Linked DNA regions of Homo sapiens: region 1 is linked to region 2. Evidence: read pairs that join two places in POLR2A ChIA-PET (ENCODE). Cell type or tissue: HepG2. All regions are shown on one strand. Each heading gives the region's core, and the rest is flanking DNA. Links, peaks and the distances in the headings are about the cores only.

What was found. ChIA-PET counts read pairs that join two places held together with the same protein. Peaks named below come from ENCODE experiments on the same cell type or tissue, not always from the same donor. Only the 100,000 strongest peaks of a DNase experiment are listed, where the experiment ranks them.
Region 1: POLR2A ChIA-PET joins it to region 2 with 6 read pairs; 8 of 35 experiments call an interaction of 5 or more read pairs at or near these places.

What each region holds. Positions count from the first base shown.
Region 1 is chr15:89,849,915-89,864,875 of GRCh38, forward strand. All of the region lies in intron 8 of ARPIN-AP3S2 (ARPIN-AP3S2 readthrough), which reads right to left. All of the region lies in intron 4 of AP3S2 (adaptor related protein complex 3 subunit sigma 2), which reads right to left. MIR5094 (microRNA 5094) reads right to left here and starts at 807; the gene lies at 723-807. RefSeq lists an enhancer at 1,803-1,852. In HepG2, for the core only: no CTCF peak of the experiment used is centred there; DNase peaks (open chromatin) are centred at 5,086, 7,937 and 8,957.
Region 2 is chr15:89,798,872-89,813,832 of GRCh38, forward strand. ANPEP (alanyl aminopeptidase, membrane) reads right to left here. Exons shown (of 21, transcript NM_001150.3): 2 at 7,099-7,935; 3 at 6,450-6,592; 4 at 6,207-6,346; 5 at 5,620-5,746; 6 at 5,382-5,536; 7 at 5,018-5,131; 8 at 4,776-4,919; 9 at 4,571-4,636; 10 at 4,368-4,433; 11 at 2,564-2,736; 12 at 2,240-2,316; 13 at 555-688; 14 at 389-444. The coding sequence starts at 7,712. Among named protein-coding and RNA genes, the nearest start is that of ANPEP, 8.5 kb to the right of the region's middle. RefSeq lists enhancers at 5,067-6,266, 10,452-10,596, promoters at 7,665-9,457, 7,713-8,721, 7,713-7,865, 7,713-7,827, 7,716-8,107 and cis regulatory regions at 7,813-7,816, 7,826-8,107, 7,828-7,865, 7,840-7,843, 10,519-10,530. In HepG2, for the core only: no CTCF peak of the experiment used is centred there; DNase peaks (open chromatin) are centred at 7,900, 8,390, 10,530 and 10,820; H3K4me3 peaks cover 226 bases.

The DNA of each region.
Region 1 (14,961 bases), core at 4,251-12,250, 52 kb after region 2:
AAAACATGTCGTGTTTGGTTTTCTGTTCTTGTGTTAGTTTGCTGAGAATGGTGGTTTCCAGCTTTATCCATGTCCCTGCAAAGGACATGAACTCATCCTTTTTTTATGGCTGCATAGTATTTCATGGTAAATTGTATTTTAATGCTAAGATTCCTTCAGGAACTCTCAGGCACATAGAGCTGTCTGGTCCTAAGCAGCTCTGAAGAAAGCAAGCCAAGAAAGCAACTTTGCTTTGTAAAGTTCTGTTTTTCCCTTTCACCTGCTCTTAGTGTCTTCTGAATCACTTTTATGAACTGTTTGATCTTCAGACTGGACATTTCCATGGTTTTCCCTAGATGTCTTCTTGTCATAAAATTCCACAAGACATTCAATCCCTAGCCATTGATTTCTTTCTCTCTTTCACTCACAGGATCATACATTGTTTCAGTGGGCAATGAATGAATCCAGTGGAGCCTTGTCTTACACATCAGATGAAACGGCTGGCTGGTTTAGGGGCCACAGAGATTGAAAATTTGTTTTAAGCATTAGAATCACTCTAAGCACTCTACGATACACATGAGCACAGGCACATGAGAGCAGAGGCAAAGAAGAGCAGATTCAAATCTTCCATGTCACACTCATTCCAGACATATACTAATTAAGTAGAATTGAGGGCATATTCGTACTGTATTTAGAATTTTTCATTTCCTTTTTGTTTTTGGACAAATGGATAGAGTTGAACAAGTTGAATGTTTCAGTGAGCCCACTGTACCTACCACATAAAAGGCAGTGTGTTAGGTTCAAGGCATTCACTGATTTTTTTCTTTTTTTTTTTTGAGACAGGGTCTTGCTCTGTCACTATCACTCAAGCTGCAGAGCAGAGGCGTGATCATGGCTCACTGCAGCCATGGCCTCCCAGGCTCAAGTGATCCCACCTCAGCCTCCAGAGTAGCTGGGACCACAGACCTGCATCACCACACCCAGCTAATTTTTGTATTTTTTGTAGAGACAGGGTTTCACCATGTTACCCAGGCTGATCTCAAACTCCTGGGCTCAAGCAATCCTTCTGTTTCAACCTCCCAGAGTGCTGGGATTACAGCACCTGGCCGATTTTTCACTAAAAGAACATAATCTCTAACAATGTCTATTTTCAAATATGCTTAACATCACAGATTGTTAAGAGCTGGAAGAAGGAAATGAAGATAAGATGTGGACCCTGTCCTTAAAGAGCTTAGAATCAAGTAAGAAAGATTAAACATGTACAGAATTAACTATAATAAAAGGAAGTCTGTGATAAATACCATGACCCAAGTACAAAGTACTATGTTATTTCAGAGAAGGGTGGCCTTAAAACTAACTGGCAATTGGAGGAAAAGGCATCCAGGCAGAGGGAATGGCAAATTACCTAGCAACTCATTCATTATTCTTCATGCTCTACTAATTCATCTTCTTTTTTTTTTTTTGAGACAGAGTCTTGCTCTGTCCCCCAGGCTGGAGTGCAGTGGTGCGATCTCAGCTCACTGCAACCTCCGCCTCCTGCGTTCAAGCAATTCTCCTGCCTCAGCCTCCTGAGTAACTATGATTACAGGCATGTGCCACCACGCCTGGCTAATTTTTCTATTTTTAGTAGAGATAGGGTTTCACTATGTTGGCCAGGCTGATCTTGAACTCCTGACCTTGTGATCTGCCCAACTCGGCCTCCCAAAGTGCTGGGATTACAGGCATGAGCCACCGCGCCCAACTCAACTTCTTTTTTAATTAATAAAAGGATCACTCACTCACTGGCTTCATATTTTATGCTCTTTGAATATATATAGTTGACTGCAGTAAAGTATACTCACTACATATTATTACTTCCTTTTTTAAAAAAACCAGTTCCTATTATGAGTCAGGGTTCTCCGTGAAATCATTTTTTTTTTTTTTAATGTTCTAGCAGGACTTTTTCTTTCTAACCCAGTGTTTCATCCTCCTTTGGCTACTACCTGTTTGCACTGCTGATCCCAAATGCCAAGCACAGTGCTAAGTACAGAAAAAGATCCAGACCTTGTCCTTTTGAATTTCATCCTTCCTTGGTTGCTTATCTGCTAAGAAAACATGACACAAACACATTTCCCCACATTTAGGATGTCAAAGCAGGCGGGAATACTACAGGCAGCATTGCAGAGTGTAGAGGGAGCGGGTCCATAATCAGAGTCCAGGATCTGAATGTGGCTCTATCACTTACCAGCTGTGTGACCTTAGAGAAACTGAGGCTTCCTACCAATAAACCTCAGTTTCTTCATCTGTAAAATGGGGAGAACCAGAGTTCTTAGCTGCCAGGCTTATTCTAAAGATTAAAAAAGATGATGTAGGAAATAAATGAGACACTGTATATAAAGCACTTAGCTATCTATTACGTGCCTAGTTCTTAGTAAGTACTCGGATGTTGGTTAATTTGGTAGTTATAATCAAAGTCATCTTGACCAACCTCTTTCCCAGTGCAGGATTCTGTTCTTTGGCTCCTGCAACAGTATAGATCCTTCACTCTGGTGACAGATCCTTCGCCTCCATGAAGAGAGCTCACTACTGTTTCCAAGCTGCTCAGTGGGCTGTTGAGCAGCAACAACTGTCAGAGAGTTTTTAACTGTACTGAGCTACAACAAGCATCAAATAATTTCCACCCCCGATCCTACCTGTGTCTTCTGGAGCAACACAGAGTAAGTCCCTGCCCTCTACCCTGGGATTCTATCACTCTGCCTAAGGCAACCACATAGGCAGGCAGATAAGTGAAGCACAATTTGGCCATAAAACAAAAAAAGAAAAAAAGTCCAAATGCCACACCTAGATCCCATAAAACTGTTTCTAAGGAGACCATCTCCATCCCCACAGTTCCTGCTCCTTCTAAATCACTGCCCATGGAACAGCCCTGTGCCCCAGTCCACCTGCTCGCCCTTTACATGCTGGCTCAAAGACTTCCAAAGCTGTAACATCCCTAAACACAAGTTACAAAAATAGTTCAGTATCACTGGAGTGTAAAGTTCAAAGCAAGAGGTGAGGCTAGACAGGCAGGCTGGGCATGCTCATGGAGGTCTTTGTACATAAGAAGGGGCTGCAGCTTCACCCTTTTGGCAGTGGTCCCCAACTTAAAAAAAAATTCATGAAAATTCACTTAAATAACACACTTCCCTCAATCACTCAGTGTCACTGAACTATCATAAGGTTTTGAGGAAGGTGGTGGAGGGGAGTGAGGCATGTCCTTCTCCTTAAGAATCACTGCAGCTGGGGGTATACATCAGCAAGGGAGTTAGTAAAAAATACATTTTTAAATATATCATTAGGAAGGTGTGTAAAGGATAGTCTTAAGGCACAATATAGGAGGCAGAGAGACTAGTAGGAAAAAAGTAAAAATAAAGACAAATTCACCATTTATTGAACTAAGCAATTATTCACTAATTCCGATCCTCAAATAATTGAATGGTGGATATTACTGTATTATATCAAATCTAAGACTTCACTGATTGTAAAACATACTATTTTTATGTGCTACTACAAAAGAAAAATGACATACCATTGATTATAAGAAAAATCTTGATTTGAGATGTTAAAATTATAAATGGTACCCAAAAAGTGAGTCTAAAGAATCAATGAGGGCTGCCACCCCGTCTGGGAAGTGAGGAGTGTCTCTGCCTGGCCGCCCATCGTCTGGGATGTGAGGAGCCCCTCTGCCTGGCTGCCCAGTCTGGAAAGTGAGGAGCGTCTCCGCCCGGCCGCCATCCCATCTAGGAAGTGAGGAGCGCCTCTTCCCAGCCGCCATCACATCTAGGAAGTGAGGAGCGTCTCTGCCCGGCCGCCCATCGTCTGAGATGTGGGGAGCGCCTCTGCCCCGCTGCCCCATCTGGGATGTGAGGAGCGCCTCTGCCCGGCCGAGACCCCGTCTGGGAGGTGAGGAGCGTCTCTGCCCGGCCGCCCCGTCTGAGAAGTGAGGAGACCCTCTGCCTGGCAACCACCCCGTCTGAGAAGTGAGGAGCCCCTCCGCCCGGCAGCTGCCCCGTCTGAGAAGTGAGGAGCCTCTCCGCCCGGCAGCCACCCCATCTGGGAAGTGAGGAGCGTCTCCGCCCGGCAGCCACCCCGTCCGGGAGGGACGTGGGGGGGGGGTCAGCCCCCCGCCCGGCCAGCCGCCCCATCCGGGAGGGAGGTGGGGGGTCAGCCCCCCCGCCCGGCCAGCCGTGCCATCCGGGAGGGAGGTGGGGGGGTCAGCCCCCCGCCTGGCCAGCCATGCCGTCCGGGAGGGAGGTGGGGGGGTCAGCCCCCCGCCCGGCCAGCCGCCCCGTCCGGGAGGTGAGGGGCGCCTCTGCCCGGCCGCCCTACTGGGAAGTGAGGAGACCCTCAGCCCGGCCAGCCACCCCGTCCGGGAGGGAGATGGGGGGGTCAGCCCCCCCACCCGGCCAGCCGCCCCGTCCGGGAGGGAGGTAGGGGGGTCAGCCCCCCGCCTGGCCAGCCGCCCCGTCCGGGAGGGAGGTGGGGGGGTCAGCCCTCCGCCCGGCCAGCCGCCCCGTCCGGGAGGTGAGGGGCGCCTCTGCCCAGCCGCCCCTACTGGGAAGTGAGGAGCCCCTCTGCCCGGCCAGCCGCCCCGTCCGGGAGGGAGGTGGGGGGGGTCAGCCCCCCGCCCGGCCAGCCGCCCCGTCCGGGAGGGAGGTGGGGGGGGTCAGCACCCCCGCCCAGCCAGCCGCCCTGTCCGGGAGGTGAGGGGCGCCTCTGCCCGGCCGCCCCTACTGGGAAGTGAGGAGCCCCTCTGCCCGGCCAGCCGCCCCGTCCGGGAGGGAGGTGGGGGGGTCGGCCCCCCGCCCGGCCAGCCGCCCCGTCCGGGAGGGAGGTGGGGGGGTCGGCCCCCCGCCCGGCCAGCCGCCCCGTCCGGGAGGGAGGTGGGGGGGTCGGCCCCCCGCCCGGCCAGCCGCCCCGTCCGGGAGGGAGGTGGGGGGGTCGGCCCCCCGCCCGGCCAGCCGCCCCGTCCGGGAGGGAGGTGGGGGGGGGGGGGGTTGGCCCCCCTGCCCGGCCAGCCGCCCCGTCCGGGAGGTGAGGGGCACCTCTGCCCGGCCGCCCCTACTGGGAAGTGAGGAGCCCCTCTGCCCGGCCACCACCCCGTCTGGGAGGTGTGCCCAACAGCTCATTGAGAACGGGCCAGGATGACAATGACGGCTTTGTGGAACAGAAAGGCGGGAAAGGTGGGGAAAAGATTGAGAAATCGGATGGTTGCCGTGTCTGTGTAGAAAGAAGTAGACATGGGAGACTTTTCATTTTGTTCTGCACTAAGAAAAATTCCTCTGCCTTGGGATCCTGTTGATCTGTGACCTTACCCCCAACCCTGTGCTCTCTGAAACATGTGCTGTGTCCACTCAGGGTTAAATGGATTAAGGGCGGTGCAAGATGTGCTTTGTTAAACAGATGCTTGAAGGCAGCATGCGCGTTAAGAGTCATCACCAATCCCTAATCTCAAGTAATCAGGGACACAAACACTGCGGAAGGCCACAGGGTCCTCTGCCTAGGAAAACCAGAGACCTTTGTTCACTTGTTTATCTGCTGACCTTCCCTCCACTATTGTCCCATGACCCTGCCAAATCCCCCTCTGTGAGAAACACCCAAGAATTATCAATAAAAGAATAAATTAAAAAAAAAAAAAAAGAATGGACTTTCCCAGGCCAGCTGTGGTGGCTCACGACTGTAATCCCAGCACTGTGGCAGGCCAAGGCGGGCAGATCACCTGAGATCAGGAGTTCAAGACCAGCCTGACCAACACGGAGAAACCCCGTCTCTACTAAAAATAAAAAAAATTAGCTGGGCGTGGTGGTGCATGCCTGTAATCCCAGCTACTTGGGAGGCTGAGGCAGGAGAATTGCTTGAACCCAGGAGGCAGAGGTTGTTGTGAGCTGAGATTGCACCATTGCACTCCAGCCTGGGCAACAAGAGGGAAACTCCATCAGAAAAAAAAAAAAAAAGGACTTTCTCAAAGAAAATGTATTTAAATGTCTGCACCAATAATTCCAGCATGTGTATGAATAAATATGATATGTCCTTTAAAAAAAAAAAAAAAAAAAAAAAGAATCAATGAAATGTGATATCATCCCTGTTTTACAACTGAAGAAAACTGAGGCACAAAGAGGTCTTTAAGAGGGTTGCATAAATTACACAGTTAGAATCTGGTAGAGTCAGAAGCCCACAAAGGCAATTCATGCAGAATCCCACTTGAGGAACACAGGGTTCCTAGTTCCTCCTGAGTGCACCCAGAGGTTATCTCCCAAGGGAGCAAAGGCAAAGTGAAAAGTGAGCCCACCCCGAAACTAGCCAGTATGCACAAGTCATAACCTTCAAAGGCAAGGTCTAATTAGAATTTGGTTTTAAAAAATGGGCCTTGGCTGGGTGCAGTGGCTCACGCCTGTAATCCTAGCACTTTGGGAGGCTGAGGAGGATGGATCACTCGAGGTCAGGAATTTGAGACCAGGTTGGCCAACATGGCGAAACCCTGTCTCTACTAAAAAATACAAAAATTAGGGCTGGGCGTGGTGGCTCACGCCTGTAATCCCAGCACTTTGGGAGGCCGAGGTGGACAGAGCATGAGGTCAGAAGTTCAAGACTAGCCTGGCCAAGATGGTGCAACCCCGTCTCTACTAAAAAAATACAAAAAATTAGCCAGGCATGGTGGTGCGCACCTGTAATCCCAGCTACTCGGAAGGCTGAGGCAGGAGAATTGCTTGAATCCAGGAGGCAGAGATTGCAGTGAGCCAAGATCACACCACTGCACTCCAGCCTGGATGACAGAGTGAGACTCCATCTCAAAAAAAAAAAAAAAAAAAATATTCGCTGGGCGTGGTGGTGCGCACCTGTAGTCCCAGCTACTCAGGAGGCTGAGGCATGAGAATTGCTTAAACCCGGGAGGCAGAGGTTACAGTGAGCCAAGATCATGCCACTGCACTCCAGCCTGGGCAACAGAGTAAGACTCTGTCTTAAAAAAAAAAAAAAAGAAAAGAAAAGAAAAGAAAAAGAAACCCACAAAATTGGGACACATATCTATTTCACATCAACTAATCAACTCTGACTGTCCTGTATTGTTTGGATAACCAACAAAGTATTACATACTGACACTATTCCAAAGGCGTTTACAATCTACTAGAAACAGTTAGAATTAAAAACTTGAGAGCATGAGCAAGAAGACAAACAGTTTGGAGAACTACAATACCGAAGTTTAGAGAAAGCTTCATCAAAAGTAAAAACTGGGCTGGGGCTGGGCACGGTGGAGGAGAGACAGGGTTTCAACATGTTGGTCAGGCTGGTCTTGAACTCCTGACCTCAAGTGATCCATCCACCTCGGCCTCCCAAAGTGCTGGGATTACAGGTGTGAGCCACCGTGCCTAGTTTATGAGCTTCTTACAGGTAGAAAATTTGAGTTTTATATCTTTGTATCTCTATATTTAGCGCAGTGTCTTTTTCCTAATGAATGCTTAATAAATGATTGTTGTTTGGTAATCAGAGAAAAGACAAAAACACTCTCAGACATCAGTACTTCATCAAGGTCAGAGAGCCAAGGTAAAGACAAATGATTTGCAGAAAGCCTCTAAGGAGGGAGGCACTCGCCTCCCACATATAAAAACCATTTATTCTGTTAAGAAATTTTATTTTAAGTCATCTTAAATTCATTTGGGAAGTATAGAAGATATAAATGCCCAATAATCAGAGAAACTGAAAAGCTGCCATGTGGGATACCTTTCCTAAGATTCAACCATGTTTTCTTCTTATTAGAGCACTCCTCTATTTTTCTGTTACTAAAATTTCTAGCTTCCCTTCTACAAAGTGATAATAAAAATCAAACATTAACTTTTCCTCTAAGAAAATCCATGAAAAAACCATGGTCATCATTGGTAATATTCAACTAGTTCAGGTTCTCCTCCCTCTTGGGCACATAATAGGATCATTTCCCCATCCCTTGGGTGGGAGCATGTGACTGATTTTGATCACTGAAATGTGAGTGTACGAGGATGTGTCACTTCAAGAGCCGGAACACACACATGCCCAGGTAGAAGCATATGTTGAGGAGATTTCCATCAGCCTGGACCTCAGAGGAACTACAGTCAGCAGACACACCACAATGGCCACATAGCACGAGTGAAAAAATAAACCTTGCTCTCATAAGCCATTGGGATTTTGGAGTAATGCATTACCTAGCCTACCTTGATTGATACAAAAATCAAGCCTGGAAAAGGGTTCTTAGTTAGGAATCAAGAGATTCTGCTTTGCTGGGTGTGGTGGCTCACACCTGCAATCCCAGCACTTTGGGAGGCTGAGACAGGCGGATCACCTGAGGTTGGGAGTTTGAGACCAGCCTGATCAACATAGAGAAACTCCGTCTCTACTAAAAAAAAATACAAAACTAGCCGGGTGTGGTGGCGCACGCCTATAATCCCAGCTAGGCAGGAGGCTGATGCAGGAGAATTGCTTGAACCCAGGAGGTGGAGGTTGCAGTGAGCCGAGATCACGTCATTGCACTCCAACCTGGGCAACAAGAGCGAAACTCCATCTCAAAAAAAGAAAGAAAAAGAAAGAAAGAAAGAAAGAAAGAAAGAAAGAAAGAAAGAGAGAGAGAGAGAGAGAGAGAGAGAGAGAGAAAGAAAGAAAGAAAGAAAGAAAGAAAGAAAGAAAGAGAAACTCTACTTCTTATCTTAGAGTAGGCTAATCCTCTTCTGCAATATAAGGAATAATAGCAAGAACAATAAAATTGAATCTCAATTCCAGCCTTTCAGGGTGCCTATAAATCAGCAACCAAAGCAAAATACAATTCGTTTTATCTGCAACATATCCAAGTAATACCATGGGTAATAAGCTTTGTTTACTGACTACAACCTTGACAAACACTAGGTTTTACTGAAAACGGCTGCATATCAAATGAATATCTCTAAAGGTCAAATTGTGCTGTTTTGTGTACACTGTTATTCTACTAACCAGTAATAAGGAATGACTAACACACCAAACTTGAAGCAGCAGGTAATCAATGAGATTGTGCACTGAGGCAATCCAAAGTTCAAGTAAGGAAAGCGAGTGTGTATATGGCAGCAGATATTCAGTATAGTCTGGAACAATCCTTGCTTTTGTTTTTTTCTTTTTTTTTTTCTTTTTTACTTAAAGAGATGGGGTCTCACTTATTGCTCAGGCTGTTCTCAAACTCCTGGGCTCAAGTGATCCTCTCGCCTCAGCCTCCCAAAGTGCTGGGGATTATCGTCGTGAGCCTCCACAACCAGCCCAAGTGTCCTTCCTTCCTTCCTTTCTTCCTTCCTTCCCTCTCTCCTTGCTTCCTTTCTCTTTCTTTCTTTCCTTCTTTCTTTCTTTTTCCCTCCTTCCTTCCTTTTTTTCTTTTCTTTCTTTCCTTTTTTCTTTTCTTTTTCTTCCTTCCTTCCTTTCCTTCCTTCCTTTTTCCTTCCTTTCCTTCCTTCCTTCTTTCCTTCCTTTCCTTCCTTCCTTCCTTCCTTCCTTTTCTTTCTTTCTTTTTTTTTTTTGAGATGGAGTCCTGCTCTGTCGCCCAGGCTGGTGTGCAGTGGCGCGACCTCGGCTCACTGCAACCTACACTTCCCAGGTTCAAGCAATTCTCCTGCCTCACGTCTCCCGTGTAGCTGGGATTAAAGGTGCACGCCACCACGCCTGGGTAATTTTTGTATTTTTAGTAGAGACGGAGTTTCACCACGTTGGCCAGGCTGGTCTCGAACTCCTGACCTCAGGTGAGCCACCCGCCTTGACCTCCCAAAGTGCTAAGATTACAGGCTCGAGCCACCGCGCCCAGCCCTTCTTTCTTTTTTTTTCTAAACAAATTACAGGGATTTTAGAAATTTAAGAAATCATTATTGCTGATCTTTTTTTTTTTTTTTTTCTGAGATGGAGTCTCGCTCTGTCACCCAGGCTGGAGTGCAGTGGCGCGATCTCGGCTCACTGCAAGCTCCGCCTCCAGGGTTCATGCCATTCTCCTGCCTCAGCCTCCAGAGTAGCTAGGACTACAGGCACCTGCCACCATGCCCAGCTAATTTTTTGTATTTTTTAGTAGAGACAGGGTTTCACCGTGTTAGCCAGGTTGGTCTCGATCTCCTGACCTCGTGATCTGTCCGCCTTGGCCCTCCCAAAGTGCTGGGATTACAGGCATGAGCCATCATGACCAGCCGATCTCTGTCTTTATGTTACCCTGAGGGAATAAGATTTTGGCCTCTGAAAAAAATATTCTACAGCCAACACTAAGAATTGAAGATAACATACAGAAAGTACAGTAGTCCCCCCTTACCTGCCTAGAATATGTCCTAAGACCCCCAGTGGATGCGTTATTTTTTCCTATACACACATACCTAGGATAAAGTCTAATTTGTAAATTAGGCACAGTAAGAGATTAACAACGATAACTAATAATAAAAACAATTATGACAATATGCCAGCATCATTACTCTTGCACTTTGGGGCCATTATGAAGTAAAATAAAGGTTACCTGAACACAAGCACCGTGACACTGTGACAGTCAAGATGGCTACTAAGTAAGCAGTGGGCAGCTAGTGTACACAGCACGGATACAATGGATGAGGGGATGATTCCCATCCTGGAGCAGGACAGAGCAACATTTCATCATGCTGCTCAGAATGGCATGCAATTTAAAACGTATTGTTTATTTCTAGAATTTTCCATTTAATATTTTTGGACCATGGTTGACTGTGCATAACTGGAACTACAGAAAGTGAAACTGCAGATAAAACTGTCTGTCTTAACCACGCTTTAACTCTGCCCTACAACTGGCCTTTCTGTATGTAAGATAATAAATTTCCTTATTACTTAAGCCAAAAAAAAAAATTCTGCCACAAAATTCTTACCTATCAAGCATCAGTAAAGAAGGGCTTTATAGATGCAATGGAACACAAGGCTGGTCTCAGCTCTCTTCTTCTCTTAGGCACATCCAGATAGAGAAACAGAGGCAGCCAGGGATAGTCAGGTATGTTAACTCGCACCTTTTACAAGAACTAAAACTCAAACAGAATACCTTATTCTTCCAGACCAAATAGCTCCTCTTTCATCATCAAAAACACAAACTGTCTGTCCCTCACTTGTCCCTCCATTCCTGGAGACCTGCAGTCAGGACATCTGCTTCAACGTCACAGGGTGTGGCAGGTATTAATGAGCTTTGTTATCACAAGCTCTGTTCACAGAAGGGACATCTGGCAAACAAAACCCAATATTACTGTTTATGATCCTTTCATCTTAGTGCTCACGAGTTAATTTTGAACTCTCAGCATTTTTCCATTTTAGCAGCCTATGCTTAGCAGAGATTTAAAATTCCATACTATGAGGTTTTCTTGGGTTCAGCACCATTCAGAAGCATATGTTTCAATTCTCTTGAGAGGGCCCACTGCAAATTGAAATCTATTTAAAAAAAAATAAAGCGCTGGATAAATTCCCTTGACATAGCCATTGAATTGTGACTCTGATGACCAAATCTTGAAAGCCCAATTGAATTCTAAATCCAGCTTTGCTATTAGATACTGGTAGATCAGAATGTTAGGTCACCCACACAGTTTTCTTTGAACAAAATTCAATTCACCATAATTAACACCAACACCCAGCTCAGTCATAATGTTGAGCTGTGTTTAGGGATTTCTGAAAGCAAAAGGGAACCAAGTACCCTAGGCTCTAAATGGCACAGCCAGGAGAGCTGATGGTTACCCCAGAGACTATGAAATCAGACCTTACTCCAGCCTCCAACAGTTTAAATCATGAGCAACCTTATGAGACTAGAGTCCTGGGAACTCTTTAGTGACAGTCACCTGAAGATTACCCCAGTCAGTAAAAGGTACCACACTAGATTCAGTGAGGAATACAAAGATAAGGCAGTCTAACCAAGCAGGGAAAACATAGAAAGGTACATAAATTAAGGTCACAGAAGGATAAAAATAATACTATACCTGGTTCAAAGAGATCACAATAGGCTAGACCATGAGGGCAAGCTTTAGGGTGGTAGGATTTGAGCAGCACTTGAATGACAGGCAGTATTTAGTACATGAAAAGACAATTCAGGCAGAGAGTTGAGGCAGGAACTACAAAATAAGTAGGAGTGGTCCACTGTGGCTAGAGCAGAAAGTGTCTGGCCAGTAGTTACGGAAGTAAAGCCAGGATAGGATGGGCACAAATTGTGGAGAGCCTTGAATGTGTCCGGCCAAGGAGTCAAGGCTAGTCTAAGAAGTACATTAGAAAAACTAATTTCAGTATGTGGGATCAACAAGAAGGAAGAGAGAATAAGGTTAGAAAACCTGCCAGAAACAATCAAGAGACATGACAACTAAAGACAATGTTTGACTCATAACTGAAACTGAGATTTAAAAAAAGATCTAAAGGACATTTCTGGGACAATTGGGAAACTTAAATATGAACTATATATTGGAAAACAATATTTATTAATGTTAAATTTCCCAACTATGTTAATTGTGTTGTGCATCATTAGAGAATTACATACAATGTATTATATAAGAATATCCTTGCTCTTAGGAGATATTTATTGACATATTTAGGGATGAAAAGTTATGATGTCTGCAACTAATTCTCAAAATCGTTCAGGAAAAAAAGTATATATGTATATAGACATAAAAGCAAGTATGCCAAATGTTAATAGTTGGTGAATCTAAGAACAAGATATAAAGAAGGACATTACAGAAAAAAGCAACAGATTTAGTGATTGACTGGACCTTGGGAGCGAGGAAGAGGGAGAAAAGGTTTTGAATGTAGATGACAGAGGATGGTAGTAACACTCCTGGAAAAGGGAAGCTGCAGGGAGAAATGGTTTTCAGAAGACATATGCTGAAGCTGGCTCTGGATACGTGGCAAGAAGAAATTTAGATGTGAGAATGACATTAGGGAGAAATGCCTTCAGGCTGTTGGAAATACAGGAATAGGACTCGAGCCATACATCAAGACTAGAATTACCCATTTGGGAATTACCTACATAGATAATAGTGTGAGCATGAAAATTTTTTTTTAAATACCCAAGTTTTGCTTCAAGACCTAGAACATGAAATATGGATGAGATTTATGCTAGAAATATGAGAGGGAGAAGAGAGAGGTGAGAGATGACTGACAACATAACTTCCTGATAGAGTGGGAAAAGAATAGGAAAGAAATCAGCAGGGTTCTATATGACAGAAAGAAAGGTGGAAAAAGATTAAGAGAGTGCTCCACTGAAGGGTTAACAGTATCAGATACCACAGAAACAATAAAAAAGGTGATGACTAGGAAACGGCCACAGGATTTGAAAATTGGGAAATCATCAGTGAATTCTGGGTAGGACTGAAAACCAGGCTATGGGACTCTAGAAAGAGAACAGAGAAAGTAGAATTAAAGACTGGGCGTAAATCACCCACGAATTCAAGTTCACCTTGCATGAGAACAATGGAAATGGAACTACAGTTAGTGGGGCAGTAGAGCCATGGGAAGGGCTGTATTCACTCCGAGACCAGGGCATTCTGTGTAGACACAGAAGAACAAACACTAAGGACACCTTAGAGACCAGTGCAAGAAGTGACATTATGGTGTGTGTCGGGGAGAGACAGAAAGATAACTTGGCTCTAGAAATGGAATGAAATAAACCCTCCTTTAACACAGGAAGAAAAGGAGAGAGAGGAGGTGAAAAAGAGAGAAGCAGTGATAAAAAGAGTATACAAAAACAACTTAGGAGGTTAAACAAGAAATCACAAGATTAGGAATAAACAACTTGGCAGAGCCAAGGAATTCAGTCATAGCTGGTCTTTACACAGGCCTACTACTCCGGCCACATCTGCTTAAGGTGATGGGGCATCTATCCATGACTATCTAATGAAGATCTTAAAGACCTAGGAACTGATGAGAGTTTCTGACCTCAAGGTGAAGAGATTCTTTAGTTAAAAAGAACAGAGTTCAAGGTGATGTTCCTATTGTCTTAGGACAAGGCTTTTGCCTATCTTAGTAAAAAGATCATTTTCTATTATCAACAGAAGAAGCTATACTTGAATTAGCAACTGCTCTCTATGAGGGCAAAGATAAGCTTGAAATCCTATGAAAAGGAAGCCACCTATTGGAAGCCTCAGACATTCTAAAGCTGAATAGGGTAGGATTCTGATTCCTTGCATCACTTGTTTTCAAAAATCTCAGGAGATATGAACAGTTATTTCCTAATACTGCATGAACAACAAAAATACATAGTTTCATAAACTGTAAAAAAAATTTGCAGTGGCAGCAAAATACTTTATGGAACTTATCTGAAGATAAGACATATGAGGAAGAACAACATTTTTATGGCCTTTTATTTCCTTCTAAAAGCCACATCCAATAAAATGGCTGGAACTGGAATTACTTTACTGCTTTAGCAGGCATCCTTACAGATGTTTACAAAACAGTATTAGAATGATGATGCAAAAAAATCATGATTACCTCAGGAACTGGAAAAAAAGCTTTTGATAAATTTTAACATCCTTTTATGATTAAAAATCCTTAGTAGGAAGAGAAAGGAAGAAACATCCTTAACCTGACAATCTTTACCAAAAAAACCTATAGCAAATACTCTACTTCATGGTGACAGGATGAAAGCTTCCCTTTGAAACCAGGAATCAGAGCAGATGCCCACTGTCACTACTTCTATTCAATACAACTTCTACCAACACATTTTTTTTTTTTGAGACGGAGTCTCGCTCTGTCACCCAGGTTGGAGGGCAGTGGTGTGATCTCGGCTGCCGGGTTCAAGTGATTCTCCTGCCTCAGCCTCTCAAGTAGCTGGGACTACAGGCACACCACCACGCCCAGCTAATTTTTGTATTTTTAGTAGAGACAAGGTTTCACCATGTTGTCCAGGCTGTTCTCAAACTCCTGACCTAAGTTGACCCACTCGCCTCAGCCTCCCAAAGTGCTGGGATTATAGGCATTAGCCACTGTGCCCGGTCCTTACAAATACGTTTTTAAATCACAGGCAGACAA
Region 2 (14,961 bases), core at 3,140-11,139:
GAGGCTGCAGTGAGCTGAGATCGCGCCACTGTACTCCAACCTGGGCAACAGAGCGAGACTCCGTCTCAAAACAAACAAACAAACAAACAAACAAACAAAAACAAAAACAAAAAGCTTGGTGCTGTGGAGTAGAGGATGGCTTTGGAGTTGGACAAGCCTCTGTCTGGCTGTCATGAACTACTGTGTGACTTCGGGCAAGGTGTCACATTCTTCATCTGTGAAATGGGTGTGTGGGGACCCAGGGAGGGACGTCCAGGGAGCACAGGAGCTCAGGGCACAGCACGTGGCATATGGGAAGGGCAGCAGGAGGAGCAGGGGCCCTCATTGTGGACTCAGACTTGCTGAAGTCACGAGCTTCTGCAGCTGAGCCAGGCAGCGGAGCACTCACCTGGCCAGGTTGAAGGCGTCATTAATGATCTGTGCCCGATTGATGACAGGGATGGCCTAGAATGCGAAGCACAGCATGTGACCATGGGTTGGCTGTGGGTGGCAGGCCTTGCAGTCTGGTGCCTGTCCTGGGGCAGGGGGCAGGGCGAGGGGTGGCAGACACTCACCGAGTGGTCTCTCTGCAGCTGAGTCTGAATCTTCCTCCAGTTCTCTTCGTCGTAGTTCACCCGGTAATAGCCCGTCACATTGAGGTTCAGCAGGACCCACTCATTGCCTGATGTGCTGAAGAGATCGTTCTGGGCTGTGGAGAGGGACGAGACCTGGGCAGGGCTGCTCAGAGGCCATGGGCTGACCCCTGGACCTCTTGCAAGAGCAGCTGCCCCCGCAGCCTGGCACCACCTCACCCTCAAGCTGCTGGGGAGACGCTAAGGGTGGGGAAGGAAGGGATGAGGAACTGGGCTGCCAGTGGCTTCACAGACCATCAACCCATGAAGATGACATGCCACCCCAAACCTCAGAACCTGCCCTGCCTCCCTAGGCTCTGCACGGCCAGGCCAGCTGCCAGGCCGCTCACACTCAGCAATCCAGGCTGTTCCTCCTCCTTGCCCTCCTCCACACTCCATCACACCTGTCACCCAAGTGGGAACCACAGGCAGCTCCTCCTCTCCCTTCCCCTCCCATTCACCCAGACCCCCAGTGCTGCTGTCTCTTTCTGGGGCTTAGTGCCCCTTCCTCCCTGTGGGTCCCCCTCCTCCCTCACTCCTCTCATACTTTGTTTCAGCAGCCAGAGGTCAGGGCCAATAGGTTGCTCATTTCCCACCTGCCCCATCCACTGTCTCCTGCAGCCCCTGGGGCCCTTGGGGACCAGCTTTATCTCTTGGGCACACCTCTGCCCTAGCTACACTCAGTCCCCACACTCTCTCCTACCTCTATCCCTGGCACTTGCTATTCCCTTTGCCTGGAATTCTTTTCTCTGCCACATTAGCCTGTCTGATTCCTACTCTTCCTCTAAGACTCAGCTCACCTCCTCCGGGAAGCCCTCCCTGACCTCTCCATGAACTTGAATCTCCCTTATTCCCTGCTCCATGTCCCCATACCTCACTAGCCCCAACCATACACTCTGAAAGCACTCAGCACAGCACTAGAATGCCTCCAACTTCTTGCCTTCCTTCATCTGTAGCCTTGGCCAAGGCAAAGGATGACTTGTCATGCCCTTCGCTTCTTCAGTGCCTTGCTGAGTAGGGCTGCTCATAACATGTGCCAGGCACTACTTTAAGCATTTTATGTGGATTCTCTCCTTTTTTTTTTTTTTTTTTTTTTGAGACAGAGTTTCGCTCTTGTTGCCCAGGCTGGAGTGCAATGGTGCGATCTTGGCTCACTGCAACCTCTGCCTCCCAGGTTCAAGCAATTCTCCTGCCCCAGCCTCCAGAGTAGCTGGGATTACAGGCATGCACCACCACACCTGGCTAATTTTGTATTTTTAGTAGAAATGGGGTTTCTCCATGTTTGTCAGGCTGGTCTCGAACTCCTGACCCCAGGTCGCCTCGGCCTCCCAAAGTGCTGGGATTACAGGCATGAGCCACCATGCCTGGCCTAGGATTCTCTCCTTTAATCCTCACATAACTAATGGAGTATTGCTCTTAGCCTCATTTTATAGAAGAGGAACTAGAGACCAGAGCGGGATGGTAACTTGCCCAGAGTCACACAGCGAAGCAGCAGCAAAGTGGAGATTGGAACCAAAGAAGTCAAGTCCATTTGTTGAATGGAATGGCCCATCACAGCCCTCAGAACATGGGCCAGGAGCTAGGAGTATGGGGTGGGGGCTGCTGCCCATAAGGCAGGGCTGGATTACCTCTTACATCTATCAGCCAGTAGTCCTGCTGCTGTCTGCCATCTCTGATGGATGTGATGGGCACAATCCACACGTAGCTGCAATTAAAGATCCAGAGGTGGTGAGAGATGGCGGTGTGGTCACTGCCAGTGAGGAGCAGCTGCCCAGGCTCCCAGCTTCTGCCCAGCTCTGGCACCGAGTGCCCCTGAACTCCTGGCTCTGGAGGGAGGGTCTGTCTACAGTGGCTGGGGCTGGGACCACAGGAGGCCAGTCCTACTATGGTCCCTTAGTAACTGCCCTCTACCCCACCCACCTGACCATGCCTCAGTGACCCCATCTGCTCACTTGAATTCTGAGGGGCGGGTAACATTGGAATCGGGGTCAAGGAGGAAGTGCTCCTGGGAAAGGGTCCCCGTGCTGGTATCCACCGTGATGACCGGGAAGCCCATCTGCAGGGTCCAGCGGTTCATGATGTCCCGCACGGTGGTGGGGAGTTGGATGGACCGGTTGTTCACAGCCTGTGGGTGGAGCGAGAGGGCGTGGCCATCAGTGGGACCCTCCAGTCCCTGCCATCCAGGGCATCTCCTGCAGATTCTCGCCTCGACCCCGGGGGGCCACTTGTATGGGAGGCCTGGGAAGGGCACTGGGCTGGGAGCCGGGAGCCAGGGTACCGTCCAGCTCTGCCTCTCCTCGGCTGCTCAGTGCTGGACGAGCTGGAGAACTTCCCAGCAAATCTATGAGGCCCTCCATTCTGTGGTCCACCCTGAGGTGTGTATGTCAGGGAGGGGGTGCCCAGGATGCCCATGGCTCTTCCTGAACAACACTGGGAGGAGGACAAGAAAGAGGAGACAGAGATGAGAGAAAGCCAGTGTTCAGGTGTCACAGGCAGGGGTGGGGGACGGGGCCCTGGGGGTCGCATGAGGGAAGTGCACTCGGACTGGGGTGTGGGGCGGGACTCAGGGGCACTGTTGTTGTCTTCTTGTCTTCTTGGATCTTTGCTCATGCACCTGCCTTGCCTTTGTCATCACAACAGAAAGCCAACCCCATTTGTTAATAACTGAAGAAAGGAATCACCTAAGAACGGGGCCACACAGAGGGCAGAAGAGCATGTGGGGAGGAACCAGCTGGGGGCTGCCGGCCGAGGGTCTCAGGAAAGAGGAGTGAGAGGGAGGAGAGCTTGGCTTAGGAGGGAACGCAAAGGGGAAGTTGGGGCAGGGCAAGGAAGGTAGTGGGGGAGACCCAGGCAATGACAGTGTCATTTTGTCAGCAGCATCTTGGGGTCTAGGGGGTTGGAAATTGCCCAGCAGGGACCCGGACCTCAGCTGTGACTCTGTGACAAGATCCTGGGTCTCGCTTCCCTGGTGAGACAGGCCTGGACTGGAAGTGCAGCAGCAACAGTGGGGTAGAAGCTGGACGGGAATTTGAGGCTCGGAACTCTGGAGGGGCTGTCGGTGAGGAGAGGACATGTCTGTCCTCTGGCTTAAGACGCTAGCATTGGGCAGAGCTGCAGGGAAGGGGTAGGGGGCAGCTGTCAGGGAAATGATGTCAGCGGAAATGATGGGGGCAGGATGGAGAGGAGGTGGACTCCAACCCTGGGGGAGGGAGAGGAGCGGCGGCCTCTGGGGGAAGGCAGGAGGGTGTGGCAGTCTGGGGATCTGCCCTACAAACAGGGGCTGTGCGGGGTCTGATGGAGAGGAACTCGAGCCGGGGCAGGGGCAGAGGGCAGAGTTCCTGCTGAGGGTGGTGGAGCTGTGTGCAGAGACATGCCCGTGGCGCCAGCGGGGGGCACAGGGCAGCCAGGAGTGGGGAGAAGGTTGAATGTCAGGCTCCAGAGTTCCAGGCAGAGGCGGGAACCATGAGGGCAGTTTCCTCACCACCAGGAAGGGGCTCTACAGCTCCCATCAAGAAGCCCGCTGTAGCCTGAGGTCAGCTGCTGGCCAGGACCTCAACCACAGCCTCACTCAGACACCTCTTGCAAGGAGCCATCCCGGCTTCCACTATAGGGAGGAGCAACAGAGGCTCCATCCACCCTGCAGGGCTGGTCAGCCGCGGAGCTGGACCCATTCTCTTACGCATGTGCTGCCCCCAGGTACCTTCAGCATCTCAAGACCCCAACAGGATGGCTGTGGAGGGGCTGGCTGCTACTGACCTCCTGCAGGTGGTCCCACAGGTTCAGGTAGATGGTGTTCTGGTAGGCAAAGGTGTGGAGGTAGGACTGTGGAAAGACGGGGCACAGTGAGAGCACAGCTGGAGCCCCCCAGGCTCCCCCTCTGTGGTGGGCAGAGGCCCGGGTCAAGGGCGAGGGGCAGAAGGAGACCCACCCTCATGGCTGGCCCAGGGTGCAGTACTCACCGCCAGGCCCTGCTTGAATACGTCCTCGGACAGGAAGCTGGAGAGCATCCTGAGGACTGAGGCGCCCTGGGGTGGGGGTGAGGGGGCGCTCAGAAGGCTGTGCAGAGCCACCAGGACCCTGTGCCCCCAGACCCTGCCTTCAGTGAGGCCCCTCCAGGCCAAGTCCCCACCTCCTTCCCCGTGCCCCACGAGGAGCGGGCTGCACCTTGCTGTAGGAGATGGCGTCAAACAGCTCACTGATCTGGGCCGGCGTGTTGATCTCCGAGGCGGGTGTGGACAGCGGGTGGGAGGAGGCCAGTGCATCCACTGCCATCACGCGGTACACATCATTCAGCACCATGAGGTCTTTCTGCAAATTCCCCAGGGCCATCAGGAGACTGGCCTGGTAGCGGTGGCCCAGGTCTCCCTCCATGCCCCCCGCACCAGACCCCTGGGCAGCTGGCTTACCAAGTTCCAGGTGGGCTCCGCATAGTCAGCACCCAGGTACTCCACGTAGGAGGCGAAGCCCTCGTTCAGCCACAGGTCATTCCACCACTCTATGGTCACCAGGTTCCCGAACCACTGTGGGGGGAGGGGTCAGCTGGGCAAGCCACGCCCAGGCTGGGCACTGAGAATCCCCAGAACTACCCTCCCCAGGGCTGGCCATCTGCCAGGCACAGTGGGGATTTCAACACCATCGTGACCCCTTCCTGCTGCCCTGCCAGGCGGCACCCTCCTCCCTTCTCAGCAGCCCGGGGCAGAGCCTGGACTTGCGCCGTCTCCTCTCGGAGCCCCTGTTTCCTTCTCCGCACTCCCCGAGATGGGGGTCTACCTGGTGGGCCAGCTCATGAGCAATCACAGTGACCACCCGCTCCTTGTTGCTGCTGGAGGAGGACAGGGGGTCGAACAGCAGGGAGTTCTCCCGGTAGGTCACCAGTCCCCAGTTCTCCATGGCGCCGGCGTTGAAGTCTGGCAGGCCAATCTGGTCTGGGGAGGCGATGCCATTGGCAGGATGAACTCCGGGAGTGGAGCTCCATCCACTGCCTCCCTCCTCAAGGACCCCCACTCACCTGATTTTGGGAGTGGGTAGGGTGTGTCATAATGACCAGCAAAGAAGTTAAGGATGGGGCCCGTCACGTTCAGGGCATAATCGCCGTGGCCCGCCGCAATGGCACTGGGCCGGGCCCAGATCCGGATCTGCAAGGTGTGAGGAAGAAGCAGACCAGGGGCTCCTGTTTGATCCTGGGGCAGGTGGGCTGGGTCCCAGGGCCCAGTGGGCTGGGGGGATCCCTGATGGGCCAGGGCTGGAGGCCAATCAAGCTAAACCTAGAGGCCTGGTCAGCAGAGGGGAACGCTACTGGGGTCTGGAGGCTGTGGGTCCTAGAGAAGGGCCTTTGGAGAATAACAATCATCATAGCCACCGTCTGTCTGGTAACCGGTGGGTCAGGAACTCCCTTCATGAAGAGAAACCATTGTTTTCATTTTTCAGGTGCAGAAATGGAGAACCAGAGAACAAGACACTTGCCTGAAATCACTCAGAGGTGGGATTCCAACCCTGGCCTAACAATTCAGAAACTGGCACAGGGATGAAGAGAACGGGAAGACCCCTCAAGCCGGGGCCAGCCCACGTGAAGGAGAGATGGGCCCAGCCTCATACCAAGACACCATTGGATGCCTGCTTCTCCACGTAGTCGAACTCACTGACAATGAAGGCCAGCAAGTACGTGGACATCTTGGGCGTGGTGTGGAACTCAGTGACATTCCAGTTGGGGTCTTCTGGAAGTGGGGTGCTGGGACCTGGGCAGGGAGCATGTGTGTGTGAGGACGTACCCTCCTGCCCCACACCCCAGCCCAGGGTGCCTGCCCCCTGGCCCTGTGGCCGCAGGCAGGGCCCACTCACCTTTGGGAAGCATGTTGGACAGGGCTGTCAGGTCCTTGGGGTGGATAAGCGTGATGTTGAACTCGGCCTTCATGGCCGGCTCATCGAAGCATGGGAAGGACTTCCGGGCATCTGCAGCCTGCATCTGTGTAGTGGCCACCACCCTGCCCCAACAGGAAGGTTAGAGGGTGTGCCAGAGCTGGGGGTGTGGGAGGGGCTCTGAGGATGCTACCAGGCATGCAGGGAAAGGGGTACATGGAAGGCTGCCCCAGCCTAACCCCTGCTCCTGCTCCCACCCCCGCCTCGCCGGGAGCCTCCGGAGCCCTGCCAGGCCAGCTGACTCGTGGGGGTTGGGGCTCCTTCTGGATTCGGGGTGCCAGCAGGCTCTCAGGGACCTCGGGTGAGTTTCTCTCCTCTGAGCCTCGGTTTTCCTGTCTGTCCAAGGGACGCTCTGTCCCTCATCCCCAGCTCCCTGGTGAGGGGTGGGGAAGCCCTCCCAGTTCGGTGCATTTGCAGCTGCTTTGCCAGCAGCTGGAGGTGAAGCAATGGGCCAGTCTCGGGCTCCACAGGGTTCAAAGGCCTGCAAGCTAAGTCCTTCCTTGGCCCTCAGAATCCAGCCTTGCCTCAGCACCTCGGATCCACCCCACCGGGCAGCCCAGCCGGAACTCACTTTCTGACATTGCCCTCCATGTACTCGCTGCGGTAGAAGCCCGCCAGGTCATCTGCCAACTCCCCCTCGAACTCGCTGTCCATCTCATACTGGCTGTCCTTCACCAGGGAGCCCTTGAGGTGCACCACCAGGTACTCGGTGGGCTCCACCAGCTCAGTCTTGTCAATGTCGGGGGGCTGGGAGCCTCCCACACCACGCAGGACCACCCTGTGCCCCTGGCTGAGGGTGTAGTTGAGCTTCTTGCTGTGGATGATGATGACGTCAGTGGCCTCCTTGCAGGTGAAACGGACGGTGCTGGAGCCCTTAAAAACGTACAGGCCCCTGTCATTGGGGGTGAGGTACGGTCTCAGCGTCACCCGGTAGGAATCGGGTTTCAGCGTGTTGGGGAGGCGGTAACGATTCCACGCTTTACTTTGGTCCAAGGTGGTGGCCGAGGCGGGGTTGGTGGTGGCTGAGGCGGACGGGGTGGTGGAGGCCACGGGGGAGCTGTTGGCGTTCTTGTTCTTCTCCTGGGAGTACACCACTGACAGTGCGATGATTGTGCACACGGCTGCCACGCCCAGGAGGATCCCCAGGATGCCCAGGGACTTGGAAATATAGAAGCCCTTGGCCATGGTGATGGTGGGGAGGCGGCTCAGGGAGCCTCAGGCCAGGCAGAGAACGGAGCAGCCCCAGGCCGGGCTTATATCCCCAAAGGGGAGGAGCCCCACAACAGGCAGACTGGGCAAAAATTAACCAGGGCTCCAACAGGCGAAGGTCACTGGACTGGGCAGGGGCACGCTCCGCCTGGGGAGAGGAGATCCAGGAACGGTGTGTGGAGCTGGGCTCGGGGGGTGCCTGCTGGAAGCAAACAGTGTCTGGTTACAGGCTGCAGGCGGCCTGGGATCAGGCCCGAGGGCTGAAGGGCAGGCTTCCGGCTGTAGGCCCAGTGGGCAAAGCAAGCGGCCAGGTGGCATTGCATTGATCTGCTTGAGAGCTGAGAGGGTGGGAACAGCATCAGAACTGAGGTTAGAGTCAGGGAAGGACTTCCCAGGGGCAAGAGGTGGGAGGTGCACAGAGAAGGGGTTCCCGGCTCCTATTAAGAACACACTGGGGTCACCCCTTTGGTTGCATCTCTGGAAGGATGCCAGGGGCTCCTCAGTGACAAGGTCCCAGCCTCCCTTGCATTCTTCAAGAGCAGGGAGTTCCTCCAGGTTCCCCTCCCTGCCGCTTCTTGCCAAATACTTTTTCCTCCATTATCAGCTCACGGAATAAAATGAAATGAGTTGTTTTGCTTTTTTTGCTGAAGGCTTCACCTCTTTCCAGCTGTGACCTTGAGCAGGTAACTTTACCCTTCTGAACCTCTCTCCTCATAAATAAATAACAGTATTTGCCTCTCAGGTTTGTTGAACAGATTTAGTGAGAAAACATATTAAACACCAAATAGTAGAATGATTAAAAATCATTCCCGGCTGGGCGTGGTGGCTCACGCCTGTAATCCTAGCACTTTGGAAGGCCGAGGTGGGTGGATCACGAGGTTAGGAGTTCAAGACCAGCCTGGCCAACATGGCGAAACCCCGTCTCTACTAAAAATACAAAAAAAATTAGTTGGGCGTGGTGGCGGGCGTCTGTAATCCCAGCTACTTGGGAGGCTGAGGCAGAGAATTGCTTGAATCCGGGAGGCAGAGATTGCAGTGAGCTGAGATCGCACCACTGCACTCCAGCCTGGGTGACAGAGTGAGACTCAAAAGAAAAAAGAAAAAAATCGTTCCCTTCTTTCTTACCCAAAGCTCAACAATTGCCTCTTTCTATCCTTGGTAGAAATGAAGATATTACTTACCATACAAAATAAAATACACACCTTACAGGAAAATTATGTTCATTGTCACTTTCCCCATCCACCAGCCCAGTTTCTCAGACCTCGACACCGCCTGACCTCACTCCACATCCAATTCACCCACATTCCCCCATCGCAAGATGCACTTGGTCAAAACCATTCTCATCATTTATGTGGACACAGCAGCGCCCCTATGGACTCCCTGCCTCCATTCGGGCCTGCTTGAACCTGCTCAACACAAATTGGATCATTTTATGCCACTGCTAAAAAAAACCTTCCTTTTGCTTGTAGAGTCCAGACCAGACCTTCTAAAGGCACCCACAAGCCCGGGTACAGTCAGCCTGCCCATTTCCTGGCCTCTTCCCCCCTGTTGCAGTACCCCAGCCACTCTGGCCTTCATCAAGCCCCAGGGCCTTGGCACAACCTGTTCCCTCTGCCTGGATCTTCTCTTCCCTATTGCCTTGGTTAATTCCTTTCCATCCTACAAGTCTTCCGCAGCGAAGCCGCCCTGACCTCCCTGACCAAGTCAAGCTCCTATGAGCTCCATTAGCTCCACAGACCTGTTCTGCAAAGCCCCAGAACTCAGCGTGGTTTTCCCTTTGATCTGTGTGGTGATAACTTGAGTCCTGGACTGCAGGCCCCATGACAGCAGGGCCTCACCAGCACTTAGCACAGTGCCTGGCACACAGTAGGTCCTCATTACTGAGATGTTGAGTGGATGCGCACATGCACGAAGGATTGAGTAAATGAATGAATGAGTCAGTCCAGGAGAAACTCCTTACCAAAGTCTTTCTGGCCTCTGTCTCCCAGCTTGTCCCCACCCCACACCTGCCCCCAGAAGAAGTGCCTGCCTCTTCTGAGCCCTTCTCCAAGCATGGCAGGCAGGCCGGACTCGTGCCAGGCCCCAGCATGTCAGGGCCCCACATGCCTTCCTGCTCCCTCAGCTCTGCTCCCTGAGGGCCTCACTCGTCTGCCACCCCTGCCACCCCTGCCACCCCTGAGCTTGCAGGAAGGCTTCTTAAATAAATGCAATGTGTGAACTGAAGGGACACGTGGATTAGTTCAATCAGGCATAAGCAAAACACAAATACCTGCCGCCTCTCGTCTGGTGTATGGAGGCCGAGTCTGAGCCCAGGGTCTTTAGGGGAGTCCTGGGTGCCCACCTTTGAGACTGAGGGTGTTCTGAGCCTTTGGCATTTCCCCAAGGGGCCTTGGTCTGGGACCAGGATGGACCTCCCACTGCAGTGACTAGCAGACACCCCATTAGGCTTGGGTGATGACCCCAAGGGGCAATCGTGCGAAATCAGGTGTCAGGAAGGGCTCCAGCTTGGGCGTGGTGAGAGAAGGAGCAGTGGCTCCCAGCACATGCTGCCAGGCTCCTCCCATCAGGGTGGATGGAATTCGCCAAGGGAGCCCATCTTTACAGCACCCCCCAGGCTGGCACTGGGGCACCATGCCTGCCCCTGAAAAGCCTTTTGATATGTCCCTGACGGAGCCTGCAGCCCCCTCCCACCTTTGCAGCAGAAAGACCCACAAGTCGGCCTGGACTAATCCCTTTTCTAAACAAAGAAAGAGGCCCTGCCTGGCCCACCATACTCTCTTCCTGTTTGCTTTGGATTCAGACCATAGGCCCAGCTGGCTGGAATCTTTACTCTTCTGGACAAGGCCTCTGGTCTTCCAAGTTGGTGCAGCAGGTAGCCCAAAGTTGGCTCTATAATGAGAGGTCCCTGCTCTAGGCACCAGGCCAACCCAGGCTGGGGGCACAGAGACAGCCATGCTCTGCAGCCCCCACCTTCAGGAACACACAAAAGGGCTTCCCTCGTCCAGTCCCCTGCCACAGCCCAGGCCTGGCCACCTCCACACCCCATCGGGCAGTGGCGGCTATGCTACCCTCCCCTGTCACCCAACCCCACCAGCACACGTCAGCAGAGGGCTCTGCCTAAGAGTGTGGGTGGGACTCTCCCATTCAAACCTGGTGCCCAACCTGCAGAGTGAAACCTTAACTCTGGCTTGGGCCTTAATACCTTCTGTGAACTTGACCCTCTGGCCTGTCCTCTTTCTACTGCCCACTGTGGCTCCAGCTGCCAGCGTCTCCCCAGATCATCGGGGCTTTTTCATACCTCTGTGACTTTGCTCATTCTGTTCCCACTGCCAGGAATGCCTTTCCTCTCCCTCTTGTCAAACTCCTACTCATCCTTCAAAACCCAACTCAATGTCACTGCCTTATCATGCACACCAGCCCCCACTCCCCTCTGCGCTTCCCCAGTCTCCAGTTCCCACCTCTATCACAGCACTTAGGAAAATGCCACTGAGGCTGAGCGCGGTGGCTCATGCCTGTAATCCCAGCACTTTAGGAGGCTGAGGTGGGCAGATCACGAGGTCAGGAGTTGGAGACCAGCCTGGCCAACATGGTGAAACCTCGTCTCTAATAAAAATACAAAAAATTAGCTGGGCATGGTAGCAGGTGCCCGTAATCCCAGCTACTCAGGAGGCTGAGGCAGGAGAATCGCTTGAACTCGGGAGGCAGAGGTTGCAGTGAGCCGAGATTGTGCCACTGTACTCCAGCCTGGGGGACGGTGTAAGACTCTGTCTCAAAAAATAAATAAATAAATAAATAAATAAATAAAAATACAAAATTAGCTGGACGTGGTGGCGCACGCCTGTAGTCCCAGCTACTTGGGGGGCTGAGGCGGAAGAATCGCTCGAACCCAAGAGGTGGAGGTTGCAGTGGGCGGAGATCGTGCCACTACACTCCAGTCTGGACGACAACAGAACGAGACTCTGTTTCAAAAAAGAAAAAAAAAAAAGAAAAAGAAAAATGCTACCAGTGTGTTCAAAAGCCTGCTGCTGCACCCAAGCACCTCAAAGGAAGGCCTGGTGGCATCGTATGCCCCTCCATGCCCAGCACAAGGCAGGAGCCCAATACATGTTGGCCAAATGAATGACAACACCCACAGTCCTTGCCGTGACCTACAGGGCCTGTGTGATCCAGCCCCCAGTGATTCTCTGGCCTCATCTCAAACGCTCTCCCCTGTCACTTCTGTGCTCCACCCCAGTGGCCTCTTTCAGTTCAAATCCAACCTGCTTTTCCCCGCTTCATTCTCCCTTCCTCCCTACACACAAGCTGATCCTTGGGCCTGGAAAGCTTCCTGCCTTTGCTTCATCCACTCCCCACTTGCCCTGGAGACACAAGTCAGTGGTGCTGCCCCCAGGCAGCCCTCCAAGTGCCTCCATGAGGGTAGCACCAGGTGTGCCGTATCCTCTACACCTGGCGTGCAGTGGGAGGGCAACACGTGCTTGTGGAATGGGGCATCAGTGCAAGAATGAGAGACAGCAGTTAAGGATGGAACTTCAGAGCCTTGATCCTCGGGACAGGTTCCACCCTCTCTACCCGACATTCCTTCCTGGGCTTCTGGGCTGTGCACAAACCACCTTCGTGATCCACCTTTGTGATTATTTACTTCGTATTTTTCTTTAAATCAATTCACTTTCTTAGCCTCCTTCTGAGCGATAAAATCATGGTTGGATGTGTTAATTTATATTAACAATTCATGACTATTGGTTTAAAAATTGTTCCTGGGCCGGGCGTGTTGGCTCATGCTTGTAATCCCTGCACTTCGGGAGGCTGAGGCGGACGGATCACGAGGTCAGCAGATCGAGACCATCCTGGCTAACACGGTGAAACCTCATCTCTACTAAAAATACAAAAAATTAGCCGGGCGTGGTGGTGGGCGCCTGTAATCCCAACTACTCGGGAGGCTGAGGCAGGAGAATGGCATGAACCCGGGAGGCGGAGGTTGCAGTGGGCCGAAATCGTGCCACTGCACTCCAGCCTGGGCGACAGAGTGAGACTCCATCTCAAGTAAAAAAAAAAAAAAAAAGAAAAAAAGAAAAAATTGTTCCTCTAGGTAGCTCCTAAAAGGATCCTGTCCAGTTGCACCCGCTTTGGGAACTGCTGCTCCACCCTGTATGATGTTGGGGTTGCTGGCCCTGCGGGTTGTCTTTGGTGCAGGCTCTTTCTGCCAGTGAGCAAAATGCATGTGTTCCTTTCGCTGTGAATTTCTTGACGGGGTAGAAGCCGAGCTCTCAACCCACTTCAACTAAAGCAGCCTTTCTATGGGTTTATGTATTTCTTCCCTGCCTATGTTTTAGTCCAGAAAACGTAAGTTCTTCTAAACTAAAACCAAAGCCAAAACCAAAAAACATGAAGGTTGACAACGATCATGCCAGGGCATAACTAAGTCACAGTCACAGTGTGGAAGACACCCACACTTGTGGGTGGGGAGAGGCTCCTTGGTCTCAGATGTGAAGTGCAAGAGGCTTTCTACTCTAATATGAAGACTCCAGGAGCCTGGGAGGGGCTGTGGCCGGGAGAGCTGAGCACCCGTGGCCGGGTGAGCTGCTGTGTTATCCATGCTCCATCCCCGACCACTGGGTCCTTGGGTAGGCCCCACCCACTCCCACTCAGTGTCCCTGACTGTGAACTATGAGACTGGGAGCTCAGGGACAACCTGGGGCTCATTGTCTGCTCTGAGGGAGCAGTGAGCGAGAAGGGTAGGGACGAGGCTGGGCCTGGGCCAGGGCACACTCTGTCCCCGCAGGCCCCTGGCTTTCTCCCAGGCTTCTGAGGCCTCCGCCCATAGCTGCATCACCCCAGGGTGCTTCCTCTGGGAGCCTTGGACATTGCCCCTCCTGCAAGAACCTCAGAAGGCCCCAATGGGAAGTTGCCTCTCATCAGCCTCTTCAGCCCAATGCAGGGCACACAGGAGGAAGGAGCAGAGGCATTTGTGGGTGGGGGAAGTACACATAGGGTTTGTGTGGGGCCACAGATCCTGCCTGGCAACTCCTGTCTGCCAAATGGGGGGTGATTATCCTGGTGAGACACATGGTAGGTGAAACTGAGCACCTACTATGTGCCCTACCAGGATAATCACCCCCATTTGGCAAATGAGGACACTGAGGCACAGAAAGGTTAAGTGATTTGCCCAAGGCCACACAGCTAGTTAGCAGCAGGTTCCACAGCTTAACTACATATGCCTCCTAAAAATGTCCTCCCATACAGCCCCTCACATCTACTGTGGCCGTGCCAAGGGGAGTTGAAGACCACAGGAGAAGACACGCACCCATTTGGCCAGACCAGGGCTGGGAGCTGGGGGTAGTTCTCAGAAGTAGAACTTGTTAGCCAGGGAGTGCTGGGGGCTGCTTCCAGACACAGGCCTGTGGAGGACCCACATCTTGCCTCCAAGGTGTGACTGGGACCACTGTAGGGCCAGGAGTGACAGGCACCCGGGGTGAAGCCCGGGCTAGGGATAGATGGCTGCCAGCCTATGTGAATAAGGACACCCCAGGGCCTCGGTGTGCGGCTGACACACTGTCCATGCCATGCCTCCAGGGCTGTCCAGGAGCCCCAGCATAGGGTTCCAGATCTCCCACCAGAGCCAGCCCAGGAACTGGACCCAGTTCCAACACCTTGGCTCCTTCCGACATGGGGACCCCCATCTATGTCCTCAGAATGCCTAGCATACAATTCTTACAGCGATGGGGCTGGAGGCCTTAGCTTAAAGGCTGTAGGGGTGTAAGGAGCGCCAGCGTGTAACGAAGGTCTCATTCCCCAGAAGGCTCTGGGGGAAGCACAGGGCAGGCGGCTGGGCTGCCTCAAGACACTGGGCCGGTTTCCCCACCTGTGAAGCGGGAGCAGCGCTGTGGGTGGCCTCCTTGCACTCATAGTGTGGCCTTCGAGGCTAGGGCTCCACAGGAAGGTGGCTGAGAGTGGATGAGGGCCTCATGGGCCCAGCACACCCTCCCACAGGGAGAGGGGAGTCCACCCTCTTCCCTGCCCAGCTCCCCCATACCCACTGGGGCTAGCCAGCCTTCCTGTGGGACAGAGGCTGTCCCCACTTCCTCCTGGTCACCCCTACCCCACACGCCCACCTCCCCTCCACAAAACACATACCCTGAGGGGCCCTCTGGTCCAAGCCTCCCCTTTCACAGGTGAATTAACTGAGGCCCAGTAAGGCCAGGGCGTTTAGAGACTCAGGGATGAAGCC